Linked DNA regions of Homo sapiens: all the other regions are linked to region 1. Evidence: read pairs that join two places in POLR2A ChIA-PET (ENCODE). Cell type or tissue: Caco-2. All regions are shown on one strand. Region 1 has its middle 44 kb from the start of USP3. Region 2 overlaps ZNF609 (zinc finger protein 609). Region 3 overlaps USP3 (ubiquitin specific peptidase 3). Region 4 overlaps USP3 (ubiquitin specific peptidase 3). Region 5 overlaps CA12 (carbonic anhydrase 12).

Region 1 (5,000 bases):
TCCCGCCTCAGCTTCCCAAGTATCTGGGATTACAGGCACCTGCTGTCATGTCTGGCTAATTTTTGTATTTTTGTAGAGACGGGATTTCACCATGTTGTCCAGGCTGGCCTCGAACTTCTGGACTCAAGAAATCCTCCCGCCTCAGCCTCCTAAAGTACTGAAATTACAGGCATGAGCCACTGTGCTGGGCCTGTTTTTTTTCACTATTATTGCTATTTTCCGAATACTGTTGACACAGCATTTGCAATCATGTGTTGTGATTCAACTTTTCCTTCGAGTTGCTCTTTCTCCCCAGCTAGATCCTGAGATCCTCTGAGACAGAAGTCATACCTTAACTTCTCTTTATTCTGTGGTAGAGACAATGCTGTGTTTTCCTATGCAGTTCCTCTTCCTAGACACAAAGGAAAACTACTTTTCCTGGACTCCTTTGCTGTTAGATTGGGTTTGAACTTGAATTCTAACAGAGAAAATGTAGGCAGAAGTGATGTGGCCCTTAAAAGCTCTCATGAGAGCCGTCAATCCTCTCTGCCCCTTTCACAGTGACTGAGATGGTATAGATGATGGTTTCAGAAGATGAAGACAGCCGGGGTCCCTGAGTCACCACATGGAGGAGAGCCACTCGGGAGAACCACTGACCTGCACTGGACAATGATGTGAGCAAAAACACCCCATCCTTCTGAAATACAATATTTTTTAGTGCATGAAACCATAGACCTCATGCCTGCTTCCTTCATCTCTGTACCCCTATTGGTATTCGATGAATGTGAATATGCCTGGTGTTAGATGTCCTGGGAAGCAGAGCTTGCATGAGCACAAGAAAAGTGACAGGTGTACCAAATGCAGTCTACTCACACCACAGATCCACTCAGCTCACCTGCCTTTCCCATCCCGCACCTGGGCCCCTCACCCTGCTCCTTGGCCAGACTGGTCCTATTGAGAGGTGACAGCGTGCTGGCAGCCCTCGCTCGCTCTTGGCACCTCCTCGGCCTCAGCGCCCACTCTAGCTACGCTTGAGGAGCCCTTCAGCCCACCTCTGCACTGAGGGAGCCCCTCTCTGGGCTGGCCGAGGCCGGAGCCAGCTCCCTCTGCTTGTGGGGAGGTGTGGAGGGAGAGGCAGGGACCGGAACTGGGCTGCTGCAGGCGGCGATCGCTGGCCAGCGGGTGTTCCGGGTGGGCGTGGGCTCGGCGGGCGGGCGTGGGCTTGGCAGGCCGTGCATTGGGAGCGGCCGGCCGGTGCTGCTGGCCCTGGGCAGTAAGGGGCTTAGCACCCGGGCCAGCAGCTGTGGAGGGTGCGCTGGGTCCCCCAGCAGTGCCGGCCTGCCGGCGCTGCGCTGGAATTCTCGCTGGGCCTCAGCTGCCTCCCGGCGGAGCAAGGCTTGGGACCTGCAGCCCGCCATGCCCGAGCCTTCCTTCCTGTCCTTCTCCCAACCCCGCAGGGCCCGAGCCTCCCTGAGGAGCACCACCTCCTGCTCCGCAGCACACGGGCGGGACTGGCGGGCAGCTGCACCTGCGGCCCCGGTGCAGGATCCACGAGGTGAAGCCAGCTGGGCTTGAGTCTAGTGGGGACTTGGAGAACCTTTATGCCTAGCTAAGGGATTGTAAATACACCAATCAGCACTCAATCAGTGTCTAGCTCAAGGTTTGTAAATGTACCAATCAGCACTCTGTATCTAGCTAATGTGGTGGCGACTTGGAGAACCTTTATGTCCAGCTAAGGGATTGTAAATACACCAATCAGCACTCTGTGTCTAGCTCAAGGTTTGTAAACACACCAATCAGCACCCTGTGGCTAGCTCAAGGTTTGTAAATGCACCAATCAGTGCTCTGTGTCTAGCTAATCTAGTGAGGACTTGGAGAACTTGTGTGTCTAGCTGAGGGATTGTAAATGCACCAATCAGCACTCTGTCAAAACGGACCAATCAGCTCTCTGTAAAATGGACCAATCAGCAGGATGTGGGTGGGGCCAGATAAGGGAATAAAAGCAGGCTGCGCCAGCCAGCAGTGGCAACTCCCTAGGATCTTCTTCCACAGTGTGGAAGCTTCCTTTTTTTTTTTTTTTTTTTGCTCTTTAGGTTCACGCTGCCTTTATGAGGTGTAACACTCACTGGGAAGGTCTGCAGTTTCATTCCTGAGGCTGGCGAGACCATGAACCCACCAGAAAGAAAAAACTCTTAACGCATCCAAACATCAGAAGGAAAAAACTCCAGACACACCACCTTTAAGAACTGTAGCACTTAACCGTGAGGGTCCGTGGCTTCATTCTTGAAGTCAGTGAGACCAAGAACCCACCAATGCCAGACACGCTATTGGTAACTCACATTGTTCCTGAGGTCATGGATTCCTAACAACCACCACCATCACTGCATCTACTAATGCCACTGGTTGCTTCGGGCTCCCCTAAGGACAAGGGTCAGGGTGTGGTGCAGTTCCCATCCTTCGCGCTGCAACACGAGCTGCAGTAGCTCAGGCACCCAGACCTGAGGCAGGTCTGGCTTTCTGAGAAGTCCTCCAGAAGGGCTCCCAGGGAAACAGCCTAGAATGCAGGGGAATCAGCCTCCCAAAAGGTGAACTTTGATTAATGAGAGATAGGAGGTGGGCAGGCACTGGCAGGTAGAGTGCTCTCCTCTCCTCCAGGGTCTCCACGCAGCCTGTCCAGAGAAACCCCGCATGGCCCCTGATCTGCTCTGGCCCCTCCACACCTCCCTGGATCTGTGGTTCCTGCCTGCCTGCCTGCCTGCCTCATTTCTCTTTGTTCTCCACTCTTGCTTCCGTGAGATGAAACCAACCAAAAAAGCATTTGTGCCTAAGCTTGGCCTCTGGCTGTGTATTTTGGGATCTCAAACTAAGACAAAGAGAAACTAATATTTGTGGGTCCCTATTATGTGCCAGGCACCGTGAACCTTACCCAAGTTATCTTACTTCATCCTTACGAAAACTGTAAGGTAGTGATTATTAACTCAGTCTTCCAGATAAGGAAACTGAAGAAAGAGGAAACCGTGGAGCCAGCTATTAACTGGTGGAGCGGGAAATGTGAGGCAAAATCAAACATTGAAACATGCGGTGCCCCCTTCGGTTTTGTACCTTTTGTGGCTCCCTAGTGTCTGATCCTTTGGGGAGCCTGCAGTTTCGTCAGTTACATCCTGCAACAGTTTGGGATAGGTTGAAACCTCAGCAGCATCTGACCCATAAAAGAATGTTACTGCGGGGCCTCCCTAAAAGACAAGGGAGGAATCAAGAGAATTCCAAGAAAGGCGTCCGAGCAGGAGGTAAGACAGTAGATTTGAAAGCAGGACTGAGGGAGCAGGAATGGGAAGAGGGGCCCAGCCCCAGCGGGTCAGGGGCCGGACTAGGCTAGCGAGGCCCAAGTGCGGTGGCCCCATGCAGAGATCCTGGCTCGGTGCAAAGGAGATGCCGCTCCCACCGTCTGCAGGAGGCAAGGGCTCCCCTTCCCCGGCCAGGAGCCGGGTGCAAGAGGAGCCTGGGGAGGGAGCTCCAGGCCTGGAGCAAAGGCTCCTCCTAGGGGCCCGCGGTCGGCAGAGAGCGCGGGACACTCACGGCCATGGAGAGCAGCCCGCCCGGTGAATGGAGCCTTTCTCTGGGCACTTGGCAGAACTCGGGGGCCCTCTGTGCAGAGAGGAGGCCCACTGGAATAGAAATAACCTCTGGCTTGCAGAAGCATTTTGTGGAAAGATTCAGGAGCTCAGTAGGCAGAGCAGTCCCAAGAAAGACATTTGGAATGTTGAAACTTTTAGAAGAAAATCCAGACCGTTTTTAGGGCCTCGGGTAAAAAATCACTCTTAAACAAGACACCAAAAGTTCAAGGAAAAGAGGAAGGGTGACTTCACTAAAATTAAGAACTTCTAGTCATAAAAAAACATGACACAGAGAAGACAATCCAGAGACTGGACTCGATCACTGTAACACCTACACCTGGCAAAGAATTCCTGTCCAGAATCTATTTTTAAAACTTCGACAAATCAATAAGAATGAACAATTTAATTTTTTCAATGGGGAAAAGACATGAACAGGCATTTCAGGGATAAGGAAATACAAAAAGACCACCAACATATGAAAAAATGGTCAGCCTCCTTAGTAATAAGGGAAATGCAAACTAAAATAAAAATTAGATACAATTCCACAGCCACGAGGCTGGCAGAAATTTAAAACACAGGCAATCAAGCAGGGGCAAGGATGTAGAACAATGAGAATTCTCATACATGGTTGGTAGGAGAGTTGATTGTTACCACCACTTGGAACAGTTTGGCCTTATCTGATAAAATTAAAGACACGCATACCTTATGACTCAGTAATTCCACTTCTAGATAAATATTAACTCTCATATATAGGCAGTAGGAGAAATAAACAAGCATGGTTTAAAATAGTCCCAAATTGGAAACAACTCAAATGTCCATTTGCTGTAGGAGGAATAAATTCTAACACAGTCCCATAGTGGAAACTATGTAGCTATGAAAATGAATAAACTACAGCTGTACCCATCAACATAGATCACAGATGTGAAAAGCAAGTTATAAAAGAATACTTACAGTATGATTCCCTTGATAAAAGTTTAGAGGCAAGAAAAACTAGGGATAATACTTATAAGGTAAAGCTCTTTCTCAAAAGTAGGAGAGGCTGAATGCAGTGGCTCATGCCTATAATCCCAGCACTTTGGGAGGCTGAGGCAGGATTGCTTGACTCCAGGAGTTTGGGACCTCCCTGGGTAACATAGTGAAACTGCATCTCTAAAAATAAAAACAAAAAAGTAAACAGGTGTGGTGGCATGTGCCTGTGGTCCCAGCCACCTGGGAGGCTGAAGTGGGAGGATCAGTTGAGCCCGGGAGATCAAGGGTGTAATGAGCTATGATCACACCACTACACTCCAGCCTAGGTGACAGAGTGAGACCCTATCTCAAAAAAATAAAAAGCAAGAGAAAGATTAATGCAAAATCGAGGATAGGAGAGTGAAGAGAATGCATCAGGGAAGAACAATAGGAGCTTTG
Region 2 (5,000 bases), 1.2 Mb after region 1:
GATCCTCCCACGTCAGCCTCCCAAGTAAGTAGGACCACCAGAGCATGTCACCATGCCTGGGTAGTTAAAATTTTTTTTTGGTAGAGACAGTGTCTTATTACATTGCACAGGCTGATCTTGAATTCCTGGGTTCAAGCAATCCTCCCGCCTCACCTCCCAAAATGCTGGTATTACAGGCATGAGCAACCACACCCAGCCTCTATTTTTTAATAGTTGAAAAAATGCAAAATCCAACAATATTTGTGAGGCATGAAAATTACGTGGAATTCAAATTTCAGTGTCTATAAATAAAGGGTTTTTTGTTTGTTTGTTGTTTTTATTTTATTTTTTATTTTTATTTTTTTGAGACAGAGTCTTACTCTGTCACCCAGGCTAGGGTGCCGTGGTGCAATCTTGGCTCACTGCAACCTCCACCTCCTGGGTTCAAGTGATTCTCCTGCCTCAGCCTCCCAAGTAGCTGGAATCACACGCCTGGCTGATTTTTTTTGTATTTTTAGTAGAGATGTGGTTTCGCTATGTTGGCCAGGCTAGTCTGGAACTCCTGACCTCAGGTCTGCCTGCCTTGGCCTCCCAAAGTGCTGGGATTACAGACGTGAGCCACCATGCCTGGCTGTTGTTGTTTTTGTTTTGTTTTTTTCAGATAGAGTCTTGGTTTGTTTCCCAGGCTGGAGTGCAGTGGTGTGATCAGTGGTGTGATCATGGCTCACTGCAGGCTCAAGTGATCCTCCCAGTTCAGTCTCCCAAGTAGCTGGGACTACAGGCACACACCACCATGCCCAACTAATTTTTTTTGTTTTAATTTTTTTTTTGTAGAGATGGGGTCTCACTATGTTTTACAGGCTGGTTTCAAACTCCTAGGCTCTAGCAATCGTCCTGCCTCAGCCTCACAAAGTTCTGCGATTACAAGTGTGAGCCATCACACCTGGTCCATAAATAAAGTATTGTTTTGTTTTTTTTTTTCTGTAACCTATTAGAAGTGACACGTTTTGTTTTGTTTTGTTTTGTTTTTTGACACAGGGTCTCACTCTGTTGCCCAGGCTGGAGTGCAGTGGCGTGATCACAGCTCCCTGCAGCCTCCACCTCCCAGGCTCAAGTAATCCTCCCACCTCAACCTCCCAAGTAGCTGAGACTACAGGCATGTGCCACCCCATCTGGCTAATTTTGTATTTTTTGTGGTGACAAGGTATTGCCATATTGCTCAGGCTGGTCTCAAGCTCCTGGGCTCAAGTGATCCGCCCACTTCAGCCTGCCAAAGTGCTAGGACTATAGGCGTGAACCACTACACCTGGCCTATAATATTTTCTTACGGAAATGAGATCTCACTGTGTTGCTCAGGCTTGTCTTCAACTCCTGGGCTCAAGCAATCCTCCTGCCTCGGCCTCCCAAGATGCTGGGATTACAGGCGTAAGGCACTGGGCCTGGACCCATAAATAAAGTTTTATTGGAAGACAGTCATTCTCATTTAATGTATTTTGTTCACATTTGCCCTACAGTGGCAGAGTTGAGAAGCTGTAACAGAGACCATGTGGCCTGCAAGGCCCAAAATATTTGTTATCTGGTCTTTTGTTGAAAAAGTTTAGCCAGGCATGGTGGTGGGCGCCTGTAATCCCAGCTACTCGGGAGTCTGAGGCAGGAGAATCGCTTGAACCCGGGAGGTAGAGGTTGCAGTGAGCCGAGATAGTGCCACTGCGCTCCAGCCTGGGCAACAGAGTGAGACTCCATCTCAGGAAAAAAAAAATTATTAAAAAAAAAAATGTTTACCAATCTCATGCCTCGTATAGCCACCGTGCCTGGCCAAGGGTCTGAATGTTTAATTTTATTTAATTTAAATTTAAATAGCCATATGTTAACTAGTGGCTTATGGTATTGACAGCACAGGGGCTAGATCTTTAAAATATATATACACAGACATGCATATATATATGTGTGTGTGTGTGTCTGTGTGTATATACTCTGAGATGGAAAGAAGAGTAATTGTGTGGGAGTATGAAGAGGGTGGGTAAGTAGCTGACATCTAAACAGACCCATGGTGACTTCTGTGTACTCTGGCCCCTGTTACCCAGGAGAACATTCGGCCCTACTTCAAACTCTGTGGTTGAGCCCTTTGCTTTGGTCTGTGGGCTGCAGTTTTCTCATTATCAGAGTAATAGGCTATGGTTTTGCTTAGCAGGAAGTTAGTCTGCCTGTGGTAGCTCCGCTGAGAACCTGCCCCAGCTATTCTTCATCCTCATCTGATTGCAGATCCCAGCTGTGGGCTTTTATCCTTTTCACTAAAGGGAAGGGGCTCTCCATTAATCTTCTTTCATGGAAATGGTAACCTTGGTAGTTACTCTTGGTTTTTCCTGTGTGATTTTGATGTAGAAAAGTATGTGTGTGAACTGTGAAATATCTAATTTTAGATATTTGCACTAGAAAAGTAAGGTGGCATTCAGCTATTGGTTTTTCTTTCTCATATGCTATAATTAATGCCCCTTCACCTTCAGTCTTGCCCCAGGCAGTACTCACCTAGAGGAGAGATGGGGCACAGTAACAACCAAGCTTTCTCCACTGTTTAGCCAGTTGCATACTAGCTTGAATCCCGAAGAAATAGCTCTACCAATAGCACAGTCATAAAGAGCCTAGCAGCCATTGTCTGACACCACAAATCTTCATAGCAACAGACCACCACATGGCAACAGCAGCCACACAAAGGAAACATTAGGGAAATCAGTACCTACTTTCTCCCACCCCTCCCCCACCAAAAACAACAGCCAACACATTCCCACCTAGCAGCTTACTCCCAGAGGATACTTTAGGGCAGTGACGTGTTTATATACCTTTGTGGATTGTGTTATATGTCCACTGTCATACATTTAAATCCTGAAGACCTTGGGAAAAATTTCAGTCACCGGCTTTTTTGAGTTTCATTTTGCAAATGGCAAAATAGACTAATCTCCAGGGGAGAAAGAGAGTCTCCCTTTGTGCATGCTCACACACCTCCTCCCTCCCCCAAGCAAAGCACAGTCAGGCAGTATATATAGGTGACTAGGCTGTGAGCTTGCCAGATAGGTAAGGTTGTTTGCAAATGAGATTCTTTTTATATTTCAGTAACAAAACCCAGACCTATTTTGTTATCAAAATCATCCTGATACTTAGGAATTTAGTTGAGTGATACCTAGGCAATAAATATCTTACTGGTATTGCCTGGGATTAATCATTAGCCCTAACTAACTTAGCTTTGAAGTGTGATTCAAAGGGGAAAAAGTCCTATTTGAGAGCCTTGGTGTTTTCTTGCTCTGTTAATAAGGTCGTTTGACTATCTGGGCCTTAATTTCCTTATTTGTAAAATGAGGAGGTTGGACTACATGATCTCTATGATCCTTCTAGCTCTGATATTTACAACTCTGTAATCATTTATGTGGAATAGAAGAGGGACTTGTCTTTGTTAGTCATTGGTTGTGATGAAATCTGCTGGAAGATGTTGAGCCCTCTGGTCTTAGTGCTTACACTGCTAAAAACAGGTCCTGGCCCTGCCCTATTTGATAAAGCTGCTGTAACAATGATAGGCAGAAGCTATTAACAAAGTTGGCAACTAGCCTTTTCTCCCACAGCAGTAGTTTCAGACTAGTTCAAGCAGAGCTTTGCTCCCAAGCTATTGCTACTGAGGCTGCTGCTGCCTCTTAATGATACCGGTGAGAACTAACTCCATTTCTCTCTTTAACTCGCTCTCTCTCTCTCTGACTACTCTGAAACAAGGGGCTGTTCTCCACCTCTTCTGATACCTCATTATTCCATCTCCCTCAGGCTTTACAGAACAAAGAAATCACAGGGCATCAACTTTATAATTTAGGCAGCTGGAGATAATTTCACCAGGATAGGGTGGGTAGGTAGCTGATTCCTCCTGGCATTAGGCAGCATTGCTAAGTGGCCTTGTGTTTTGTCTGCCAGGCTTAAGCTTTGTTAGGCCCATTCAGGCTTCTCTGTATTTCAATTAAATTATAGTGGTAAACCAAGCCCATGTACTTTCAAAGGGGTAGGGGTTAGGAAAAACAAGAAAAGTATGTCATTTATAGGCCCTGCTACTCACTAATTGCTCAAGAAATTTTTGTTTAATCTACTATCCCTGTGCTTACTCCTGCCAGATCCTTTATTTCCTTTAGTTGCTGCCTTCACGGCCTTCTCCATAGCAACAAGCTATATGACAAAAAGGCTATGGTGAGAAATTGAGCAGTCACCCCTCCCCGAAGTTGTACTCTGTTTTCTCCTTAGGGTATCTAAAAGCAGCCCAAAAGACTGCTGTCAAATAATTTTCTACCCCCATTGAACTCATAATCAAATGAAACTTTTAACCCTGAACTAATTTGGTGAACAACCTGCATTCTCCTTATTTGACTCTGATTATCCCTACCTTTTGAAAATTTTCTAGATCATTCAATATACTTGAAATATTGTGCATATTCTCATTTATGAAGCTCCCTTTTGCTTTTTAGCTTTCAGCTTACTCCTTAGAATTATACAGAAAATCTCCTGGAATGAAGTATGGAGAAAGAGTAGATGAAGAAAGCGAAACCCTCCCCTTTTCTGCCATGTGCTGTTGCCTTAGATACTAGACTAGTCTTCTGCCCTAGAGATTGGGCAAGCTGCCTGAAGTATAGAACTGGCCTGCATCTTGGCTGATCCTGGCATAGCCTAATCTGTTATCCTTTGTTATCTTCCCAGCCACTTGTCTACAGGAGTCACAAACCCAAAGGTTTTGTTTTTGTTTTATATTAATAAGTCTTACTGAAAATAATATAAACATGTACGCAAATTCTACGTGTGCAAGTCTGCATTTTCGAAGTGAACACACCATGTGATACCAGCACCTAGATGAGGAAACACAGTATTGCCAGAACCCCAAAATCTCTTTCATGCCTCCCTTCTAATAGCTAGCCCTTCTCCCCACCCCAGGTAACCAATCTCATTGTTAATACCATAGATTAGTGTTACCCATTTTGAACTTCATGTAAATAGAATCATTA
Region 3 (5,000 bases), 49 kb after region 1:
GACATATAGCTTTGCAAGCCTGGGTCTAGTCACTTACTTGGATTTGTAGAACCAATAAAGCGAGTTTCGCAACTTTGTGTGAGTCCACACTCTGAATTGAACCCATTTTATGTAGGCCTCCCGTCTTAACCCGTTGGCATCCATTTGTTGATATAATCTAGCGTTATTGTATTAAGCTTGATCTTGTTCTTGCGTGCCTGTCGTTTCAGTGATTAAATGATGAATCTGTGAGTCCTTAACTAACTCATTATCTTGGAGTGTTATATAGTCGTATTTTTTTTCTCCCACACTCTTGATTTTATTTTATTTTTGTTTTTTTCATAGGGGACCAAAAGGGTAGCCGATGTGTTGACTAATACTGTGACTGGGTATTGAATCTGATTATGTTCTTATTAAGGAGGGGAAAATCCCTGTTTTGGCACTGGGACAATAAAAGTAATGCCCTTGCCTTATTTTCTTTGCGAGTTTGCAATTATACCACGGTAAGACAGCCAAGCAAATTGCAAAATGCCACAACATTCTAGGTTCTACCAGTTAGCAGTACCTAATTGGACAAATAGTTCTATTTTCTTTGAGTATCAGTTTCCTTATATAATCTGCAAAGAAAAGGGTAATACTTTGCATTTACTTCACAGGTTGCTGTTAGGATGAACAAGGTAATTTTTTGTGAAAACTTTGAGAAACTTGTATACACTGTTCTAGTAATAGGTGGTATTAGAGGTCAGAACATCTTTGTAAAGAGGACTCTGAATAATTAAATATCCAAAGCCCATTAAATGGGGACTAGAACAGACTGGCTTTATGCTGAATGATGCTTTACAGGGAGATACAGAACTCAACAAGATTACAAGAAGTAAGAAGTAATTATACTTCAGAATTAGCATGAGCTTCTTATCCATGGAAGGCACTGTGTGTTGGGTTATATAATTGTGTATGACAGTGGTTCTTACACTTTTTGATCTTAGGACCCCTTTACACTCTTAAAAATTGTTGAGCACCTGAAGAGCCTTCGTGTAGCTTATATCTGTTGATGATGTTTATTAGAAATTAAAACTGAGAAAAACTTAAAATATGTATTTATTAATATGCTTACAAATAATAATAGACCCACACCCATAACATAAATTGACAGTTTATGTAAAATGTTTTTCAAAACAAAAATTTAGTGGGAAGAATGGCATTATTTTGCCTTTTTGTAACTCTTTGTTCAGCTTTATAGAAGACAGCTGGATTCTTACATTGCTTCTGCATTCAGTCTCTTGAGATGTCACATCATGCAGCCTCAGGAACACCCCACTGCATGCTTGTGAGAGAATGACTGTAAACAAAAGTAACATCTTAAATATTATGTATGAAAATTGTTTTGACCTTCTGGATCCCCTGAATGGGTCCTGGAAACTTTCAGGGGTCCAGGACCACACTTTGAGAACCCACTTGTGTAAGCTATAGTTAACAGTTAAGGATACCTGCTCATATCAAAATAACTTTAAAAAATTAGAGAAATCCTTAAGGCTACCAACGTTTATGTTTCTGTAGAGACCTGAGGTTTTTGAAATGTATTAGCTGGGAAATAGAGCATGGGCTCTAGTAGTCCTTTGCTGCCAAAAAAGTTAACAGTCTAATCTAGCTGGGGGAGAGACAGGAAGCTAACTAGTTAGAAGATACATCCATGTGGTTTAAGGTAAATGTTGAAAATAGCTATCTCCTAATAACGTAAAGGCTGATTTATGTCTAATTGTTGCTTAAGGGATTCTAGTTTAAAATGAAAAAGTTTTAAATAAAAGGGCATTCTCTCAAGCTTTTTGTTATGTGCACATACCAGATGTTATTTTCAGAAGTTGGAGGCTTGGGCATTCCTTATTTTTGTGGGTAAAAGAGTTTAACCAGTGGGAAAAAACAAAAATTGTTTAAAAAGATGCCCTGAATGCAAGTGTTTTGATAACTAAGGAAAGCCAAGGACCAAGCATTTGAACTTGAGGGTTTGGGTTAAACAGCCAGTTAAATTAGAGATATTTAGTAGGATAGGCATGCTAATTTTTCCCTGATTAATTCTTCAATGAGTTGAGAGTGCCTCTTTAAGTTTTCAGTACACACTTGCCTTCATATTACTCTACCCAAGAAAAGTAAGTGTAGATCAAGTAAATGTTCTGCAATTTTGCACCAAAAACTGCAGATAATTCCACCCAAAATACTGGAGATAAACCCTTTTTTAAGAGATCCATTCAGTAGGATGAGGTGTTGATTATTGGTTGTCAGTGGTAATAAATTTGTAATGGACTGATCAGGTTGTGATAAAGAGAAGAAATCAACCTTGATGGAGTGATGGGTTATTTTGTATCGTATTTCTCCACAACCTACATTTAACACTCGTTTGCCCAGTGGACTAAATTTTCTAAATACAATCAGTCATTTCCTTGTCATTAGGTCAAATGCTTTTACTGCTTTTTAGTAACATTCTATGATGTCTTTATTAAGTGCCTAATACTTAATAGAGCAATTAGTAAATATTTGCCTGATAAATAAAGGAACTATCACTTAGATGTGTCTGGCAGGGTCTTTATGTTGAAAATAAACGCAGAGTGAACTTTCCCCAGAATGCTTTCACTAGCCCGCACTCCCAGTATTTTAGTCAGTAAACGTTGGCTGGATTGTGAGCAAATGACCATCTGCAGTGTTGTTATCACAATGAATTTGTGTTCTTTTGGCAGTCTGTATTTATAGATGGGCAGGTGGACAATTTAGTTGTAAATGTGGATGGGGTAGTTAAAAATCAGTGGACAGGTGATACTTTTTTCACATTAATTCTAAAAAGTAGTATTTGAGTTTTATATATCCTTCTGAAGAATTTAAACTTTTTTGGTAATATTTATAAAGCTTAAGTCAAATGTCTTTCTAGTCTTTCTGCAGTATTCCTCCCCAACCCCGTCCCCCAGAATCTTAGAGCAATCTCAGCTTATTTCTAGAGTCTCTAAATGATTGCTCATGGATGTGAAATGTGTGAAATTTAGAATGTGCTCCATGTATGTGTTTTGTTTAAAGAAGCTTCAGTATAGAGATTGAGCCTAACATTTACTTGTTGTGAAGAAGTTTTGACACATTGATGAGAAGTTCTTTCCCTAATAATATGCTTAATAGTGTATACAGAACATCCTTCATGGTCTAAGCAGAAGAAATGATGGAGTTGGGGGAAGAATTCGAACTCTTTGGTGTGGTTTCCTGTTATTTATCCTCAAAATAATTTATTCTCATTCTTTGCTTGTACACCATTAGCCTTAGGCTCGTGTAACAGCCTCCTTTTTCCTCATTGAAATGTATGTAATTTCCTTCTCCACTGGAATATAAAAGATTGATTTTGGATCCTTCAAGCTAGATTTAGAAATACTTATGTTTTTATAGTGTTTGCAGCTCAGTGAGTAGACCAGTGAGTAATTTAGTGTGTAGCTCAGTGAGTCATTTAAATTCCTGTTTTAAAATTTGAGTCCCTCTTCCATCAGGAGCTGATTAACATGTACATTTCCCCTAACCTAACCTGCTCGTTTTTTTTCTTTTTGAGCTTTTCTCCCCTTCTTGAGCTTGTTTGTTTGTTTTTAATATTTTTCCTTCTTTGAAAACAAAATGTTAGTCTCCTTTGATTAAGCTGCAGTCTCTGACCTACATACATACAGGTTTGTGTTCAACCAAGGCATTGAAATAAATAGATTTAGTCGGTAGATTATCATTGTTTGAAGTGGAAAAGGTATGCTGTTTAACATATTTTGATATTTTATGTTTATTCATTGCCTCTTTAGACAGGAGAGCAATTGCATTCTAGGTGTGTTAATAGAGCTTTCCTGGACAGATGGCTTGGAAGGAAGTACTTTGATGGGTTCTCAGTAGGGGCTAGTACTTTTTGGAGGGTGTGTTTGTGATTAAGCTTACCTTGATTGACAGTTTAGAATGCTGAGAATAGCATTAACAACAGTAACAGCTTGTTCATCTTACCTAGAATTGTCTTGTGCCAAGACCCCTCAAGATGCTCTGAGATTTCTGTGTAGTGGTTTCTTTTGAGAATGTAGGTAAGAATAGGTGTCCTTGAGACTGAAAAGAAATTCACCTAAAATTGTTCATTGTGGTTGTATCTTAAAATCTTTGGGGTCGTTGAATGAACTTTGGCTTAGAAATTTGTAGAGATCGTCTTTTTAACTGCTGTGAGTCTGCAGATGTGATTATCTATAGTAATTCCAGATGTTTTCTCATCTATTAGTTTTACTGAGTAGGAAGATAACTGAGAACAACATAAAGTAACTTCAAAGCAGTTTGCTAGCATTTAATCCTGACTAATTTAATTAATTATTCATCCTTGTAGTTTTTCCTATTTTATTGATTATGAAACTGAGACAAAGGTTACGAGTTGCCCAAGATGCTTGGGGAGTATTAAAGATAGCCCAAAGCTTAAACTCTAACACTGTTCAGACTTTTAGCTTGCTTTTTCTTAAAAAAAAAAAAAAAAGAGTCTTTATTTTGTTATTCAGTAACTTAATGCTTGACAATTTAAAAAATACAAAATGTTTGGAACACATACTTTAAATAATTCCTTTGAAGATTTTTGATATGAAAATATATTTTAAGTTCCACATCTCAAAAATTACTTATTTTAAAATTTGGTCTTTTGTTACCCCCCTCACCCAATTTAATATTGAAAGTGCTGGCAAGTTGGAACAAGGAATTGGTGATATAGTTTGGAAGAAACAACTATTTTAAATGTCAACCTTGTTATACTCAGATCTAATATTTTTATAGGCCGAAATTCATATTGCATTAGTTCAGACATAATAAACCAGCCTCCTCACTATAGCTATGGATAAAATGCAATTAGCTTTTGGTTATTTTTAAAATGGGTTTCAGTTATTGAAGTCTCTCCACCCCCCTTATTTTTTCATTTTGTTTCTGTTAGAGAAGATTCTTCTTGGAGGTGGTTTGTTGTAGGGTGGAGGAAGGAGAGAATTCTTAAGGTATAGAAT
Region 4 (5,000 bases), 72 kb after region 1:
TAGAGTGCAGTAGTGCAGTCATATCTCACTGCAGCTTCACCTTCCTGGGCTCAATTGATCCTCCCACGTGGCTGAGACTGTAGGCACGTGCCACCACACCCGGCTAATTTTTGTATTTTTTGTAGAGATGGAGTTTCACCATTTTACCAAAGCTGGTCTCGAACTCCTGGACTCAAGCAATCTGCCTGCCTCGGCCTCCCAAAGTGTTGGGACTACAGGCACGTACCAGTGCACCTGGCCCCAAAGTTCTTAATATTTACTAAGAGAAAAAAGCTTTACTGGAGAAACAAAATATTCATAATATCTCAGTACTCCAAATCATACCTCAAACCATGAATAGCTGTTCAAGTAAGCTGTGTACTAGTTTACTTTTTATTTTGTAAGATACATTTTATTGGGCTTTCTCTTCAAACTGTAAAAACATCATATTCTCATTGCTGTAAGGCAAACACCATAGGGGAGTACAAATAAAAAGCCAGCAGTCTCCCTCACAATAAGTCTTCCCAAGTACCTGCCTAACAGAGTTGTTTTAGCAGTTTGGTAGGTATTCTTCCGCACCTTTCTGTCATGTGGTTTACGTGCACATGTAACAAAATTAGACCCAGTTGAGTAAAAAATGCCTTCAGTGCCTTCAAGGATGGCCCTCATACTGAATGTAAATATGCGAATGCACTAAGAAAAGGGAAGGCCTTTGGCAACTAGAAGGGGATTTCACCACTCAAAGCTTTCATGTTCAAAACTAAAGTTCTGTACTGGCCAAACTGTAGAGTCCCTCAGGCAGTAATCACTGTGCTCTCCTATTCTCACCTCCTGTCCCCTCCTCTCATGCAAATATAGGATGAACATAGTCAAAGATTTATTTAACTCATTAATGAGGGAACCAGTAGTAAGATGGTAAAGCTGGCTCCAAGAGTATTTGGGAACTGAGTGTGTATAGACAGTGAAGAAAAAAACATTGAAATAAAATTGGTAGGTTAGATACAAAACTGGTTAATATCCTACAGGGTAGTATAATTGTAACCTTTGGAGTCTGCTGGACAGAAATTATGTAAAAACTCCATTACCTGTAATTTCATAGAATTTGGGTCCTGGTCAAGTAAGCAGGTCAGTGGTACTATAATTAACTATCTTTGGGAGGAGCTATTAAACAGTGTTTCAGTGTACGCTGAAAGGGCTTACAGTTCTCCATTCACCTTATTTCCAGTTTCGGTTAATTTTTTTTTAACAGTGAGAAAGGCCTGTTGTGATACGGGATTGGGCAAGAGAAATGTAGGTAGAGATCAGATCTTGGAAGAGATGGGTATCCTAAACTAAGAAATTTAAACTTTCTCTTCCACAAATATTTATTGAGCATCTACAACGTGCTAGGTGGTTACTATGATCCTGTGTGGTTGTGCTGCAGTGCTCCTCCCATGCCTCTAGGAGGCTGACTAGTGGCTCCCAAGGGGCTGTATTAGGAAGTCACCTGGGAAGCTACTTTGCGCAAAATATACATGTTCTTTGTACTTCCTTCCCCACGCCAATGTAGATAACCTTGAGTAGAACATAGGTGTTTTCAAAAAGCTTTCCAGGTGATTTTGATATCCCTCCCTTTTAAATATCATTGTTACTTATATAGGACTTATTAAAAAATGAATGAGTAGACAGCAAGCAAAATTTTAATCAATATTTCATTTCCATACCTTCTTGCCTTCCCCACCACTATAATACATCAACTAAAATCATTAATGTCTTGATTATACCATCAGCAAGAATTATGTGCAGTTGTCATATATTTTATGCAACTAAGAATTACTTTGGGAAAACTAGGCTCAGATTTCCTAATTGTAACCTTATGTTGTGCCTCTTAGTAAATAAACTGAAAGAATTGTCATTTGTAGTGGTCTATGACCTACATGGCAATGACATGTGATTAAATGACTAGACTTAAAAAATGTTTTTTAATAGGAAAATAGACTGTCGTTAACTTGTCAGAGACTGTAGCAAAAGGGAATAAGTAATAAAGGAGACAAGTGTATATGTGTTTAACGTGGTTAAGCTATTTGGGTTGAGTCAGCAATTAAAATGAGCCGCTGTTGTGGACATGCATTTAAATTCTTTTCAGTATAACTTAATTAGGCAGCCATTTTGTGTAAATGCATTCACAAAGCACGGATTTGCAACTTCAGCATTCCTACATAGCCATGGAATTTATAACTTAATCACAGGAAAATGGGGAGAAATTGGGAAATAACATGATGCAATTGGTATATTGTGTATTTTTCTTTTTATTAGTGTGCCGGTCCAACAAAAGCCCTTGGGTCTGTTTGACTTGTTCAAGTGTCCACTGTGGAAGGTAGGTGACATACTTATTACTTCACTGACCTATTTGCTTTTTAAAATTTGTCTTTAAGCTTTATGTCAGAGTTTTATTGATTTGGATTTAGTACCATTGTTAATCATAATGCATAATTCCCTGTAGGGCTTCCTTCTCCAGTTGAATCCCTTTGTTCTGTGATACAACTGGGGAAAACATCTAGGGGAGAAAAACTCTTCGTATTGATACTCAGAAGAATTAGTTTGATGACCAAGACAATCTGCTAATAATATTTGAGTGGAAAGATGAGCTAAGGGAATTCTTGAAGTACAAATTTACCTAATGGTTGTTTTTTAAACCTTTTATTAGGGTAAAATTTAAGCACACACAAACATAGAGATGGTATAATTGAACCCCATGTCCCATTCACCCAGCAATTATCAACACATGGCAATCTTTTTTCACCTATTACCTACCCCATCCCCACCTCTACTGACTTTTGTATCAAATCCCAGGTATGATATCATTCTTCTGGGAAAGAAAAAAACCCTTAAAATATTTACAGATAAACGAATTCCTTTTGAAAATGATCTCATTGTGGAGTTCATTATTAATTCCTAAGATATACCAAATGTTTCATTGTTCCATTAAAATACTACTTTCTATGGACAACATCTTCTACCTCACCCCACCCCAGTTTAAACCTGAGCATTTCTTCCCAGTTCTTGGCCTCAAAATAATATTATTTAAATAGTAACTCTTCTAGCACAAACTCAAGTATATTGTCTGTGGTTTTTTGCCTGGTAGCAGCACATTTATTTCCACTGCTCTTCTAGCTTAGAAAATCTACTTTGAATTTACTTTAGAAGTTAATAGCTTAGCAGTAAGGAAATGAGAAATCATACTGAGTCCCATAGGCTGAAATCTATATTGTATTTATCCAGAATATTTCCCCATTGTTATTTTTAAATCCTCATTGCATGAAGAGAGCATCTTTCTTTGTTCAGTGAAGTTTTGATTTTTCACATTTTGAGTCCTGGAATTGAGTATTTTTTCCATGTGCACTTAAGAGTACCTTTGGAAAATGTTAACTGCATTTCTTAATTGTGGCTGTTGTGGTTTTGAAATCTCTAGGATTTGGGGAACCTGAAAATACTTTGTACAGATAACTTTTTTTTAAAAAAGAAGAAAAGTAGAAGCACTTAAATTCTGCAGTTGAAGAGACAGATTCCTCTCCTAGATTTTGAGAGGTGAGAATTATAATGCAATAAAATTTATGTAGTTCTGTTCTCCAGAAGTCTCGTAGTGCTCTACAACCTAAATCTTGATGGTCATGTGCCAATCAAAAGACCTGACAAACTCAAAAATTAGAGATTAATGTTCTTAAACAACAAACTAAAATAGGTTTTGGAAAAATAAATGGAAAAATTTCTAGCCTCTGCAGGTGGACTGTTGTCAATTGCAAACAAGCTTAAATTTAGAAATTTGACATAGTTTTGGAGAAATGTGATGAAGTAGATTAAACAGAAAATTCAGAATAGCCTGAATTTGGATCTCCATTTTACATAGCTGATTGGTTAATATTCTTTTATCATGTAATCCCAGGTGTTGATTGCCAAATTTATTGATTTTTTGGTAATTTTAGACTGCTTGTCTTTAGGGAAATCGTAAAGTGAATATTCTTCCCACTAGGAAACATAGTTTATCAATAGCATATATGGGTTATAAATTCTGCTGGTCTTCATGACACCATCCCATTTAAGTTATTTTTCAAATTTTTGTGATTGTTATTAGAAATTTGTGACATATGTAGTGAAATTTTTCCTCTTGTGCTGTAGACCAAAATGTCTAGTTAAAATCCAAAACTAGATGAGGGAAATATTTAATTTCCTGTTAGCTAGTTTATACAAAACTGTTAACCTCTTCGACTAATATATTTAGGTATCAGGCAAAACATTGCTAATCTTAATATCAGTATTCCTACTTCTTAGTTTATCTCTGATATGCACCGGAACTATTTAAACATCTAGTACATTTAGAAACTACAGCATTGTAGTTAAATGGACTATGTAAAGATGATGAGTTCTCAAAAATGTGCAAGTGGTAATGTGCTTATTCAGTATTATTACTGTAGCAATGAATTACTGTTGTTTTTCATGGTTTAGTATTATAAATATATATGATAAGAATAGGTGATTAAGATTAAGTATTGAACCTATATGATACCTTAGAGTTTGCCTTTTATTTGTTTATTTATTTATTTATTTATTTATTTACTTATTGGACAGAGTCTCACTCTGTCACCCAGGCTGCAGTGGAGTGGGGTGATCTCGGCTCACTGCAACCTCTGCCTCCTGGGTTCAAGTGATTCTCATGCCTCAGCCTCCCAAGTAGTGGGATTACAGGCATGTGCCACCAACCATGGCTAATTGTTGTATTTTTAGTAGAGATGGGGTTTCACCATGTTGGCCAGGCAAGTTTCAAACTCCTGACCTCAAGTGATCTGCCTGCCTTAGCCTCCCAAAGTGTTGAGATTACAGGCGTGAGCCACTGCACCCAGCCTTACATTTTATTAAATAGCGTTTCTTGACCTATACAGTTACATGTTATCTTGAAATATGTGCTAAATGTGCCCACCTTCTAAGCAATTGTTGTTTGGATTCTGAATGAGTAGTAGTTAAGCACAGAAAGAAGAATGCTAATA
Region 5 (5,000 bases), 140 kb before region 1:
ATGAAATCTAAATAACGACCAAATATCTACAAGGAAAATCTAGCATCTGAATCGAGTGTGCTGTCAGTGTAAAACACACACCAGATTTCAAAGATTTACTGCAGAAAAAAACACATGAAAATACTGGTTACATGTGGAAATGATAGTATTTTAGATCTGTTGGATTATCTAAAATTAAATTTAAATTAATGTCACTGGTTTTTTTTTTTTTACCTTTTTCTAGTGTGGCTACCGGAAAGTTTAAATTTCATACGTGTCTCATGTTATATTTTATTACATTTCTCTCGGCCTGTGTGCTCTAGATGGTTGATTTGGCTGGATTGAGATGAGGTGATGGCCATCCTAAAGGAGGGCCTGAGTTCCCTCTGCCGACCTATGGCTCTCACTGCTATGCCTCCCTGATCATTCAGCCAGTGGATGTGGAATTCAGGGAGATGAGAGATGCTCATTTCCTGCTCCAGGAGTGCTCTCCCCAGTGGGGTGGGAGCAAGTCCAAGGAGTGAGTGCTTCGTGGGAACTCTGGCTTCCCGGCTGTCTTCATGCCTGTGCGTGGCCATGACACCTGGCAGGATGCCAGAGCAGGGAGAGCAGAAGCATCCTGTGTTCTAGCAGAGTACAGACCATCAGAAATGTTTCAATTCCAAAGCTGGGCCAGGTACTGTCACCCACTGGAGCCAAAGTACCCTTGAACAGTTCACCTCTCTCAGGCTTAGGGTGATTATAGTGAAAATTGGATGCTTTTCTAAATAAGGCAAACAATGATGGTACCTATTTTATAACCTTTACTGGACTGCCTCTTTTTGCCCCAGTCAGAATGTGAAGTCTGGATTTAGACAAAAGATTATTTGGACGGGTGATAGTATGTTTTGCAAAAAGAATTCAAAATAAGGTAACAGGCAACCAAGAGGGGCTGCCCACCTACTAGGTTTAATACTCTCAGGAGTAAAGAGACATAGGACCTGTTCCCTGTATCATGTCCCCTTGGTTGGGAACACCTCCCTCTTTTCCATCCATCTGTTCAAATCTGAGCTATTTGTTCAAGGTGCAGCTCCGATCCCACCTCCTCCAGGGTCTTTATTTAATTCCTCTAGGCTTCCCAGCACCATTAAGCAGCTTCGCGACCTGCAGCCACACATGCCATAGGCCTCCATCCTCAGGAAAGTGATTGAGTCTATCAGCTTATTTTCCTTTGGAGCCAGGTTCTAAGAAGTGGATGCGAGTGACATTATTATTCTGATTAGTTACCTATCCCCATAACAGGGAGCTACAGAGTGCTTTGCAAATAGTAATGCTTTAACCTCGCCTCCAAAAAAAAAAAAAGAACAGCCTGATGTGAAAAACATTTATAATTTCTTGTAGTTACAGTGTGTATCTTCATTATAATCATTCTTACAATAAATACAGAAGTGCTAAACAGACCATTATCACAGTGGCCTGTGGGCTGAGGCACAGGAACTGAGGGGTGCTGCAGACACCAGTGCTTCTCCAGGGCTGGCCAGGACACCTTCAGAGAGGCTAGTGAAGAGGAGAGGAATGTAGGGTGAATTTGAAATGTGATTAATAGAGTCAATGCAGCACATGCTAGAAACAGATACAGAGTTTTTTGTTGTTTTTTAACTATTTTACCAGATGATACTAACTAAACAAACAGAACAAAGAAAGAGATTCAAGATCTCACATGAGTGAGAATCCAGGGCCTTCCCCTCTGGCCCTGGCCCCAGCCTGGGCCTTGTTTTTGCTATTTCCACCTAGGCATCTGCCATGCAGCAGAGTTAGGAGCGTGTGGGCGGCTGCTGAGACTCACACACCACAGTACTGGCATCCTTCAGGGGCAGCTGGCATCAGTGGAATGAGTGCGGATCCGAAGAAAGGTTTCCCAGTTCCAAAGCTGGACCCACAGGAATCCTGTGAGGATTTGCAAAGACATTGATAGTGTTGGTTCTTGGAGCATCTTTCTGCCTCCCGGGCTTTGTCTGGTCTCAGCCTCGGGGCTGCAATCCAGGGCTGTGCTGAGCAGCAAGAGGAGAGGAGAAATGCCACTGTCTTGCACCTCCCAGTAAGTCTCCCTTTTCATGAACAGCCCTTGTGCCAGGTACAATGGTCTCTCTGTTCTCTCACAAAACTCATCCACAAAAGATATACAGAGTCTTTTGACAGACAGTCCCACTGCTCTGGAGTCCTTTATGTTCATTTCTGATTGACAATTTTGGACCAAGGCCAAGAGGCCCCCTAATTCATGTTGCTTCGTCATGAGGGTTGTCCTTGTCATCTGATGATGCATGAGGCATGCTAATGGCAAGGCCGGGATGCCACCCCAGGCTTCGAGGCTGTTAGAGGTCTTGAGTGCACACACACACACAAACACACAGAGAGACACACACACATTTGAGCTCCCATTAGGTCACTTGTAACTTTGCCTAGCAAAACAGGCTCCCAAGACATAAGGCTTGCCATCGTTGTGAAAAGTTGTGATGGTACAGAATAATTTTTTTTTTTTTTTTTTTGAGATGGAGTCTCGCTCTGTCACCCAGGCTAGAGTGCAGTGGCATGACCTTGGCTTACTGCAACCTCCGCCTCCTGGGTTCAAGCGATTCCAGAAGAGAGAATTCTTAGAGTCAGAGGGAGGAGTAGAAGGAAAAAGATATTTAAAAAGCTATGCTTCAAGAGGACATTTCATGCTGTCAAAATGAGACTGTGAATCAGAAAGTTCTCGGGGAACTGCAAGGTGCTCTCAACTAGGGGTCGGTTCCTTCTCAGTCATGGCACTGACTCATCTCCACAGGGTTCTCACCTGCGGGAGGAAAATGGAGGAGTTGCGCCTGTCAGAAACTGTCTGTGTGATTCGGGGAAGAATATGGAGTATCTTAGTAGCATTCCATTATTACTTGCCCCTAAATACATGATGCCAGCCCCCTGCACAGATAACCTCCTGCTTTTATAGCTTGAAATATATTTGATCTAAACCACGATTTGACATCTTCAGAGAGAGAGAAGTAGATAAAAGTCTCCATTCCAGGTTGGCAGTAGGGATCCTGCAGAAGTGGCTGAAATGAAATTTGGCCTACAGAGAATAAGTTCTACAGTCATTTTGTTTCTGCCTATTTCCTCCAGATTCAAAGGCAGATTGGGTCATCTCGGAACTCATGTCTCCTCCAGGACACAGCAACAACACATTTTCAAGGAACAGCCTCATTATTTGTAAAATCTGTAGAGTATAAAACATAACTGCTCCACTGACAGGAGGTTGGATTTGGACTTAATATTGTATTATTCTGTCCTTACATTATGGCTTGATAAACAGAATGTGATTCCAATTCTGATTCCAAAGTGAGACTCTCCCAGATCATCCATGTCTTCTCATTCTCTTTGTCCCTCTAGCTCTCTCTCCCTTCTCATCCCCACCAAGAAGTGGAACTTGAACCTGCCATTCCCTAAGGTCTGTGCAGTGTCTGTGATCCAGAGGACAGGACTGTGAAAGTGTCCCTAATATATCACAATGTATATCTCTTGTTTTCTTTTTCTCTCTACAACTTGATCCTTCCTGTCCCCATTTGTCCCCGAGTTGTAAGGTGCAGATTAAAGGTTTTGTCATAGCAGAAGGAAATCAGAGGGAGATGCCCCGTCTCCAGAGGAAAGAAGTTGAGTTTCCCAAGCAAAACCTAAGCAGAGAGTGCACATTCTTGTCTGAAAGCTTGGAGAAGCAGCAGAATTTCCAGGACACTTGAAAGCACGCTCTGGCAAAGCCCCGGATGAAAGTGTTTTCCAACCATTAATGGCCCACCAGCATGGCTTGGTTTGTGATTCCAGAATTCAGACCACTTCACAATCTCACACAGTTACAGCAAGCAGCTTTGAATTCCTGCTGCTTGGTCTGAGAGTGCATCCCATCCATCGATCGGATGGCTCTGGGGTGGCCATGGTCCCAAGGCAAGGAGGCACCCAGCAGAGGATCCCTGAGGCCTGGCATGTTTGCAGATTGAGCTACAGAGAACACCTTGAGGTGTCGCAAGTGTCCAGAGAGCCGAAGTGTGTAGGGTCCAAAGCAAGGTCCTTCCTGGATGTGCCCGGGAGCTCCGGGGACCTCAAGCGTGGGCCTCAGTCTCCATCTTGGTGGCTGGCTTGTAAATGACTCCCTTGTTATCACCTTTTTTGATACTAGAACAGAAAGAACACATAACTCTTGTTAGAGAGGAGAGCGAGCGAGCCAGAGAGCAGCCTGACTCAGGTATGGAATGAGGCCGTTTTTAAAAGTTGGATTCCTCTCTTTGGGACCTTTCCCCAATTCTGTTGGTCTTGGGAGGGAGTGTCACCAAATAAAGCTTTAACAAAAACAGAACTTGTTCGTTTTCCAACTGTTCTCTTTCACACCTAACAGTAGTAGACCTATATTTTGAAAGAGGTCTCGTTGTCACCCCCCTCTTCAAACCTCTGATTCCATAACAGGGTTCCCAGAAACCTTTTTATTTTTCATACCCCCCCCAAATAAATTAGGTTTTAGGAAAAGCCAAATGTCACAATAAAAACATGGACAAAGGGCATGAAGAGTTAATGTGAGTGAGAGATCAGGTTTTCCTTCATCTTTCTTTTTGAATTCATAGACCAAAAAGCATATGTAAAGATCTTGATAAGAAGACAGCCTGGCTGCTTAACTTCAGGCACAAGCCCCAAGTCAAGAGACTCGTCCAAGGCCATGCAATAGCAGCAAGCAAGGCACACACGCTTCCAAATCTGAGCACAGTGACCCCTGAACCCTTTGAACGACCAGGGTCACATGTGCGTCTCATGCAAAGGAGGCCAGGGCACGGGTGCTTTGGGGACGGCCCTCCTAGGGTAAGTGGTGGTCCAGGTGACTGCGGCTCTTCATGCCACAAAGCTGCCTTCCCAGGCAGACTAATCATCATGGACACATAGCTGTCCATTCCCATTTTGGACCCAAACCAGCTCACCTCTTCCTTCTGAAAAGCCAAATGGACACCACCACCACAATACAGATGCCAAGA

Evidence for each region. ChIA-PET counts read pairs that join two places held together with the same protein. Peaks named below come from ENCODE experiments on the same cell type or tissue, not always from the same donor. Only the 100,000 strongest peaks of a DNase experiment are listed, where the experiment ranks them.
Region 2: POLR2A ChIA-PET joins it to region 1 with 6 read pairs; 1 of 35 experiments calls an interaction of 5 or more read pairs at or near these places.
Region 3: POLR2A ChIA-PET joins it to region 1 with 6 read pairs; 27 of 35 experiments call an interaction of 5 or more read pairs at or near these places.
Region 4: POLR2A ChIA-PET joins it to region 1 with 7 read pairs; 8 of 35 experiments call an interaction of 5 or more read pairs at or near these places.
Region 5: POLR2A ChIA-PET joins it to region 1 with 8 read pairs; 3 of 35 experiments call an interaction of 5 or more read pairs at or near these places.

What each region holds. Positions count from the first base shown.
Region 1 is chr15:63,457,957-63,462,956 of GRCh38, forward strand. No RefSeq gene overlaps it. Among named protein-coding and RNA genes, the nearest start is that of USP3, 44 kb to the right of the region's middle. In Caco-2, no CTCF peak of the experiment used is centred here; DNase peaks (open chromatin) are centred at 2,475, 2,935, 3,055, 3,445 and 1 weaker place; H3K4me3 peaks cover 1,606 bases.
Region 2 is chr15:64,632,156-64,637,155 of GRCh38, forward strand. All of the region lies in intron 3 of ZNF609 (zinc finger protein 609), which reads left to right. It also overlaps a transcript of LOC101930091 not described here. Among named protein-coding and RNA genes, the nearest start is that of OAZ2, 69 kb to the right of the region's middle. In Caco-2, no CTCF peak of the experiment used is centred here; DNase peaks (open chromatin) are centred at 2,696, 2,996 and 3,486; H3K4me3 peaks cover 246 bases.
Region 3 is chr15:63,506,794-63,511,793 of GRCh38, forward strand. All of the region lies in intron 1 of USP3 (ubiquitin specific peptidase 3), which reads left to right. Among named protein-coding and RNA genes, the nearest start is that of USP3, 4.7 kb to the left of the region's middle. In Caco-2, no CTCF peak of the experiment used is centred here; no DNase peak of the experiment used is centred here.
Region 4 is chr15:63,530,373-63,535,372 of GRCh38, forward strand. USP3 (ubiquitin specific peptidase 3) reads left to right here. Exons shown (of 15, transcript NM_006537.4): 2 at 2,275-2,335. Among named protein-coding and RNA genes, the nearest start is that of USP3, 28 kb to the left of the region's middle. RefSeq lists an enhancer at 563-612. In Caco-2, a CTCF peak has its summit at 1,443; no DNase peak of the experiment used is centred here.
Region 5 is chr15:63,322,203-63,327,202 of GRCh38, forward strand. It overlaps CA12 (carbonic anhydrase 12), which reads right to left. Exons shown (of 11, transcript NM_001218.5): 10 at 4,947-5,000; 11 at 1-4,155. The coding sequence ends at 4,083. The region is part of intron 1 of LOC124903506 (a long non-coding RNA gene); the gene reads left to right. LOC124903505 (a long non-coding RNA gene) reads left to right here. Exons shown (of 2, transcript XR_007064675.1): 2 at 1-194. Among named protein-coding and RNA genes, the nearest start is that of APH1B, 47 kb to the left of the region's middle. In Caco-2, no CTCF peak of the experiment used is centred here; no DNase peak of the experiment used is centred here.